Linked DNA regions of Homo sapiens: all the other regions are linked to region 3. Evidence: read pairs that join two places in POLR2A ChIA-PET (ENCODE). Cell type or tissue: MCF 10A. All regions are shown on one strand. Region 1 overlaps SYNE2 (spectrin repeat containing nuclear envelope protein 2). Region 2 overlaps SYNE2 (spectrin repeat containing nuclear envelope protein 2). Region 3 overlaps SYNE2 (spectrin repeat containing nuclear envelope protein 2).

Region 1 (2,500 bases), 70 kb before region 3:
TCTTTCAAGAAGTTTGGATTTGAAGGGGAGGTGAGAGATAGGGTAGTAGCCATGGATTTGGCATTTCAGCTGATTTTGAACTATAATGAAAAGAACATGGATTTTGAATCAGACACATCTGGATTTGAATTTCTCCTCCACCAGATGTGAGATCCAGAGCATATTATCCAAGACATAGTAGGCTTTCAATAGATGTTTTGTTTTATTTTATTTTTTGAGACAGGGTCTCACTTTGTCTTCCAGGCTAGAGTACAGTGGCACGATCACGGCTCACTGTGGCCTTGACCTCCCAGGTTCAGGTGCTTCTCCTACCTCAGTCTCTTGAATAGTTGGGACTATAGCTGTGCGCCACCATGCCTGGCTAAATTTTTGTGCTCTTTTTAGAGACAGGGTCTCACCTGGTTGCCCAGGCTGGTATCGAACTCCTGGGCTCAAGTGAACCTCCCACCTCAGCCTCCCAAAGTGCTGAGATTACAGGCACAAGCCCCCAGACCCAGCTTAGATGTTTTATTGAATGAGCAAATAAAATATCCTCCATCTTCTGGGAGGAAGTTTTCTCGTTTATAAAATGCTTACCTGACTACTTTATTGGTAGCCCTTAATGAAATAGTGTCATAGTTCCTTACCTGTGACATTCCACTTATTCCCGGGCCTGACTTGCTTCAGCAAGCCGTCTGAGCCCCTCCAAGTGTTTCTTAAGATAGCCATGTGTTAGGGCTAGGTGCAGTGGCTCACGTGTATAATCCTAGCACTGTGGGAGGATAGCTTGAGCTCAGGAGTTTGAGACTAGCCTGGGCAACATGGCAAGACCCCATCTCTATAAAAAATACTCATGTGTTATAATATTTATTTTGAGATATATTAATATCTCAGAGTTTATCATTTCATCGCTATTTTTTGCCAGGCCCTTCTTATTCCCTGTTGTTTCAAGAGTAAGTCATACATGTAAATTGTCCGATCTATTTAGACAAGTATTTCACAAAGTGAGATATGTGAAGCCCTGAATCAGAATCTCTGGGAGTTGGGATCCAGAAACCTGCACTTAAACAATAACCCTGAGTAATTTGCTGGCATTCCAAAATGTAAGAACCCTGGATTTATAATCACAGCACAGCTCTGTTTAGTGCAGTCTGGTTCTTTTGCACTCAGAAGTCAGAGGTGCTTGGACTGCTGCCCCAGTAGAAAGTGTTCAGGCTCACATACCTTGATTTTTCAAAAGAAAAGTGTTCAGTTTTATGTGGTAGTTAAAAGGTAGCAAGGAGTAACAAATATGTGTTAAAATAAATGTAGTCATTTCTTTATTTCTTCATTCCGTAGATATTTATTGAGCAACTTAGATGAATCAGAAGAGTGTGAGAAGGAGGAGAGACAAATAGCACCCAACTTCTAGACTTTTATCAGTATTGTGGGCTTATTTTCATGTGCTAAAAATACAAGACTTGCTTACGCAGAGAGCCGGGAGCTATGTTCCAGTGAGGGTGGAAACAAAAGCCTCAGTATAAGACTGTCAGGTGTTTACACAAGGGTGTGGTTTGCTCATGTGGCAACACGAGGTTGCTGGACTCCACATGCTGAGGCTCAAAGTAGAAATCACTGATCTTATGTCACATATTTTCCCAACAAACTAAGTACTTAAATCTGTATGTTGATTGAGGAAAAATAACAAACTCCTGCTCCCTCCTTCCCTAGCCATTTAATCATTAATTCAATAAATGTTTTCTAAATTCCTATAGCATGAAAGCTCTGGGGTAGGTGCTGCAGGCAAAATGAGGAGCAAACTCAGACATGGGTCATGTACTGTTGGAGCCCATAAGCTAATGAGGAGGCAGAAGTTGATCAAATAATCTTATAGATATTAGCTAATATTTTATTAAGCTTTATTAAGATATAATTTGACATCAAATTCACATACAATGCAATTCACCCATTTAAAGCATATGATTTAGTAGTTTTCAGTATACTCACAGAGTTGAGCAGTCATCACATTGGATTTTAGAACTTTTTTTTTTTTTTGAGACAGTGTCTCACTGTCACCCAGGCTGGAGTGCAGTGGTGCCATTTCAGCTCACTGCAATCTCTGCCTCCTGGGCTCAAGCAATCCTTTCACTTCAGCTTCCTGAGTAGCCGGGACTACAGGTGTGTGCCACCACACCTGGTTAATTTTTTGTTTTTTTTTATTTTTGTAGAGACACGGTTTCACCATGTTGTCCAGGCTGGTCTTGAACTCCTGGGCTCAAGCAATCCACTCACCTCAGCCTCCCAAATGTTGGGATTACAGGCATCAGCCACTGTGCCTGGTCAAAAAAAGTATTCTTTTCCTACTGACTTTTCTTGGCATGCCTGTCAGAAATCAATTGCCCATAAGTGGAAGAATTTACTTCTAGATTTTCAGTGCTATTCCATTCTTCTATTATATAGATCAACCCATGTGCCAATATTGCACTATCTTGATTACTGTAGCTTTTAGTAAATTTTGAAATTCGAATTGTGTGTCTTCCAA
Region 2 (2,500 bases), 76 kb before region 3:
GGCTTTCAGTTTTTGTATTATTTTTAGAAGCATTAAAAATTATCCAAGCTTAGTGGGTTAGGTTACAAACATCGTAATGGAGATGCAATGTTTAATTTTATTCATTTACTCTGTAAATGGTGAACCCCAATCATGCACAGTGGTCTAGGTGTTAGGAGTACAAAGAAATAAATTGGGCACCTTCAAGAAGCATGTAGTCTAGATGTGCTTTTGCTTGTTGATGTCATGTGGAAGTGAAAAAATAGCCTGGGCCGCAAATATAATCATTCTTAGGAGATGAGTTGAAGTCTTTAACTTTAAAGGGTTATGTTTCTAATTGTGGTATCCATTGTACAAATTCAACCAAAATATGACCAAAAATGTTGTCTGGAATATCTTTTTATGTTTCATTTTTATGGAGGTGAAGAATAAAAAACGTACTGTATATAGCATTATTTGCAATGTGAGTTATAAATTCCTCTCACTGTAAAAATGAAACAGTTTGGTCAGAACTTCACTGGAGATTGTTGTCTTCTTACTGTTCTTACTCTTGAATTTCTTCTCATCTTTGGATATCACTTCCTGCAATAATCTTTCGGAGTTCCTCGAAGTATGTTGTAGGTACATATGATATTCCTGAGTTGTTATTGCCAATCAAGTTTCTGAATATTTTAGGTTTTCAATAAACAATTTTATTATGAGTGAGTGGCCATTTTCTATATTAAAAAAAGTTCTATGAAGTACCCCAAATTAGAAGAACTTTTGAATGTTCATGAAAATTGTCAGATAGGATGGAAACATGATTTCTTTAGGCTTCAGGCAGTGAAGTGTGTCTATGATGTTTAGGGGCTCAATAGTGCTTTCGTATTCTGTTTATGAGAGAAGACTCTGTTCTACCTTATAACTGTGAGTGAATGAAGCCATGTGAAGTCTTAGGAAGAGGAACACTATTAATAAAAGCTTCTCGGCTGGTGCAGTGGCTCACACCTGTAATCCCAGCACTTTGGGAGGCTGAAATGGGAGTACTGCTTGAGCCCAGGAGTTTGAGACCAGCCTGGGCAATGTAGTGAGACCCCTCTGGCTCCACAAAAAATAAAAAAAAAATTAGCTGGGCATGGCAACATTCCCCTGTACGTCCAGCTGCTTGGGAGGCTGAGGTGGGAGGACCTCTTGAGCCCAAGAGTTGAGCCTGCAGTAAGCTATGATCGTACCACTGTGCTCTAGGCTGGATGACAGAGTGAGACCCTGTCTTTAAAATAAATAATTAATTAATTTTTTAATAAAGGCTTCTGGGTGGAATTTCTACCCTTTTGTAGTAAAGTCCCCAGTGTGGGATTTTGAGGTTAATGATTAATGAAGAGTAAGAAAAGACATGTATTAGCAGGTAATATTTTTGCTTCTCTAACCAATTCAGATTACTCAGTTATGATAAATAAAAGCAAATTATCTTTGGCTGGTTAGATGCTTATTACACCAGAGAAAGCAATCAAGCTATAGTCCCTCACTGGCTATCAGTGTTTTACTATAACAATACAAAAGCTTCTAGAAAGTTCCTGTGATAGTAACTGATATTGTCTTTTGCTGTGTTTTCTTGGAAGTTTGTTTGCTTTGATATTAAGCTTTATAATCTTTTTATTTATTTATTTTTTTTGAGACGGAATTTCACTCTTATTGCCCAGGCTGGAGTGCAATGGCACAATCTTGGCTCACTGCAACCTCTGCCTCCCAGGTTCAAGTGATTCTCCTGCCTCAGACTCCCGAGTAGTTGGGATTACAGGCATGAGCCACCATACCCAGCTAATTTTGTATTTTTAGTAGAGACGGGGTTTCTCCATGTTGGTCAGGCTGGTCTCTAACCCCCAACCTCAGGTGATCTGCCTGCCTTGGCCTCCCAAAGTGCTGGGATTACAGGCATGAGTCACCGCACCTGGCCTCAAGCTTTATAATCTTAAAAATATTCTAATTAAATGAAAAATAAAATAAGAGCTTTTGTGGTATTTGCACTGCAAAGTGTTTTTCAAATTTTTTTTTTTTTTAGCTTTTATATACAGTTTTGGCTTCTGGGAACTTTGGTTCTGTTTTTGCCAGGAATTTGGGGATAAGCTTACTTTATTCTGGGTCAGTTACATTTTGAAAACTAGGGCAAGATAAATCCAGGGTCATTTAGAGTCTTGTTAAAGTGGGTTAACAAAGATCTCATTCATTCCTTATAGAAATAAAAATCCTTTTTAATTAGCCCCATGAGATACAAGATTTTCTGAGCTTTTCTGTATCCATGTATGTCGGGTGGGGGTGTAATTATTCAGAGCTTGAAGTAGTACATTAGAAAAACAAAACTTAAAATAACATCACCTTTAAGATAGAAAAACTAAGAAGTTAATATAGTATGTTAAATTGTAACCATTTGCTGGATTTAGTGTATGGTTTAACACTCTGAATTGGAGGTCATTCTAAATGTGCCTGTTCAAAACATTATTTCCCTTATCTAATTTCAACATTGGTGATTATAGTTTCCTGGAGT
Region 3 (2,500 bases):
GATAAAAGTTATTCATGGAAGCATACTTTTCTATAGTTAAAGACCCAATAATGTTTTGTATGGAGACAGTTTCAGGTTGATTTTTATGGTTTGATAGGCTGAGGTTGCAGCTTAAGATGTCACCAAACCAGAGACTCACTATTAATTAACATGGTGGGAGGTGCTTGGGGGATTAGAAGCAAAGCTAAATGCCTCTACCTTGGAGCAAATTGGAGAGGTAGAGTAATACTTTTTTTCATTCATATTCAGCATTTAGCACACTTTATTGAACACTTATAATGAGCTGGGCATTTAGGGGAAATAAAGATGCAGGAAGGCATTGCCCCATTCCTGCGCCTACTCTTTATGAAAGGGCGCCCTATAGGAGTCTCTCTTCATTCTCATCACGGCCTCTGTCTGTCTTCTGGGCCTCAACCCTGTTTTGGCCTACTGGATTTGCTAACCACGCTGGGGCCCTGTTGTCAGTCATTTCAGCATTGCTTTTCCTATGACCTTAGTAGCCCTTGTCTGCTTGATCTCACGCCGTTTGAATTTTGCTAGCTGCCACCTTCAACCACTTCCCTCTGTTTTTTATTTTCACTTTTACTCCTAGGTTCCTGAAAGTACTAAATTGACCTTAAGAATGAATGCTTGTTTTAAACGATGGTGAGGCTGGATTCTAGGTGGGTAGAGATGGTCTGGTCAGGAAAAAGAGAAGGAAAAAAAAAATAGAGGGTCCTAGTCTCCCTCTTTGAATTTTTATTTTTCTTAGAGACAGGGTCTCACTCTGTCACCCAGGCTGGAGTTCAGTGGTGCTGTCTCAGCTCACTGCAGCCTCCAACTCCTGGGCTCAAGCTATCCTCCTGCCTCAGCCTCCAAGTAGCTGGTACTACAGGCAAACACCACTACGCCCAGCTAATTTAAAAAAATTTTTTTTATAGAGAAAGGGTCTCACTCTGTTGGTCAAGGCTGGTCTCAAACTCCTGGCCTCAAGTGATCCTCCCATGTCGGTCTCCCAAAGTGCTGGGATTATGGACGTGAGCCACTGTGCCCAGCTTCTTGGCTCCTTTACCAGAGAAGGGCTGGAGGTGTCAGTTTTCACACCATTTTCCTCTCCCTGACCTTCTTCCTTTTGGTTTTCCCCCATTTTGCCAATGGCATTTAGTCAAGTGGATACACTCTCACAACAGAAGCAAGATCCCTGCCCTGGTAGGCATGCACACATGGGCAGTGGGAGCTCCCAGCTATGAATAGCATACAGGGTAAAAGTGTGTCCCCAGGTCATAAATCTAGCAGTCCTCAAGGAGGCCTTGGAGGAGAGCCCTGGAGCTCAGCATTGTGCCTTACCTGCAGCCGGTCCATAAAAATGTGTAATGAGTGAATGAGCGAATTCCCACCCTGCTTAGCTTCTCCCGGAGTTATTCATCTTCTCTCTCCTGTAGGTTTTCTGCCTTTTTCACACACAGGCCCCGACCTGTTTTTTTGTTCTGTCATTCGCTAGTTACCTAGGCCAGGTTTCTGTTCCTGTAGAGTATGTCAGGTTAGGAGCAGACACATACCTGTCAGGGCTGTTCCCATTCTTGTGTACTGCTGGGGAGGAACTGCCAACATGAGTGGCCCTGGGCAAAACTTTGAAGTTGATGGTGAAACAAATTGGCCTCCTTTCAGCATAACTGCTTATGCACGATAGTTAACCTTTCTATAAATTTTGTCTTGGCCAGGCATGTGGCTCACACCTATAATCCCAGCATTTTGGGAGGTTGAGGTGGGAGGCTTGCTTGATCCCAGGAGTTTGAGGTTTCAGTGAATTGTGATTGTGCCACTGCACTTCAGCCTAGGTGACAGATCGCGATCCTATCTCAAAACAAAAAACAAAACGAAACAAAACTGTGATATACTCTTCATATTATATTGCTTCTGAAGTATGGTTGTCTGCTCAATACTTAAGAACTTTAGAGGAAACTTAGCCAGGGGCTCATTAACCCTGTACAGTGAACTTTATAATTACTTATCAATGGGGTAACAAAAATCATTTTGAATATCATAAAGGTATCTTAATCTGGGCCTTATGTGTAACTACATTTGAATAATAAATATTTTGGCACTCTTTTGAAAAGAATTTAAGAGATTTCAAAGGGCTAGCAACCTCGATTTACAAAGAGAAGTCTCCTATAAATCTTCAGATATTCTTCAGAGAGCACCTTCCCACTTTACCAGTTAAAGACATACCAAAATTAGCTTAGAGGATTTTGAGGATTTGGCAGTAGAATGAGGCTTTTATGATTTTGTTTGCAATTTTTTTTTTTTTTAGGAAGCACTAATAATTTCTAATACAAAAAGTCTGGCCAAGTATTTGAAAGCTGTTGAAGAACTAAAAAATAATGTAACTGAGGACATAAAGATGTCTTTAGAAGAAAAGAGTAGAGATGTCTGTGCCAAATGGGAGGTAAGAACATGCATATGTTTCTGAACTTACGTTTTTATATGTCTGATCCTGGGCTGTTGGTTGTCAGAGCCATTC

What was found. ChIA-PET counts read pairs that join two places held together with the same protein. Peaks named below come from ENCODE experiments on the same cell type or tissue, not always from the same donor. Only the 100,000 strongest peaks of a DNase experiment are listed, where the experiment ranks them.
Region 1: POLR2A ChIA-PET joins it to region 3 with 9 read pairs; 1 of 35 experiments calls an interaction of 5 or more read pairs at or near these places.
Region 2: POLR2A ChIA-PET joins it to region 3 with 5 read pairs; 2 of 35 experiments call an interaction of 5 or more read pairs at or near these places.

The regions. Positions count from the first base shown.
Region 1 is chr14:63,921,806-63,924,305 of GRCh38, forward strand. All of the region lies in intron 2 of SYNE2 (spectrin repeat containing nuclear envelope protein 2), which reads left to right. Among named protein-coding and RNA genes, the nearest start is that of SYNE2, 70 kb to the left of the region's middle. In MCF 10A, no CTCF peak of the experiment used is centred here; DNase peaks (open chromatin) are centred at 1,036 and 1,486.
Region 2 is chr14:63,915,858-63,918,357 of GRCh38, forward strand. The region is part of intron 2 of SYNE2 (spectrin repeat containing nuclear envelope protein 2); the gene reads left to right. Among named protein-coding and RNA genes, the nearest start is that of SYNE2, 64 kb to the left of the region's middle. In MCF 10A, no CTCF peak of the experiment used is centred here; no DNase peak of the experiment used is centred here.
Region 3 is chr14:63,991,545-63,994,044 of GRCh38, forward strand. It overlaps SYNE2 (spectrin repeat containing nuclear envelope protein 2), which reads left to right. Exons shown (of 116, transcript NM_182914.3): 22 at 2,291-2,425. Among named protein-coding and RNA genes, the nearest start is that of MIR548H1, 100 kb to the right of the region's middle. In MCF 10A, no CTCF peak of the experiment used is centred here; a DNase peak (open chromatin) is centred at 1,557.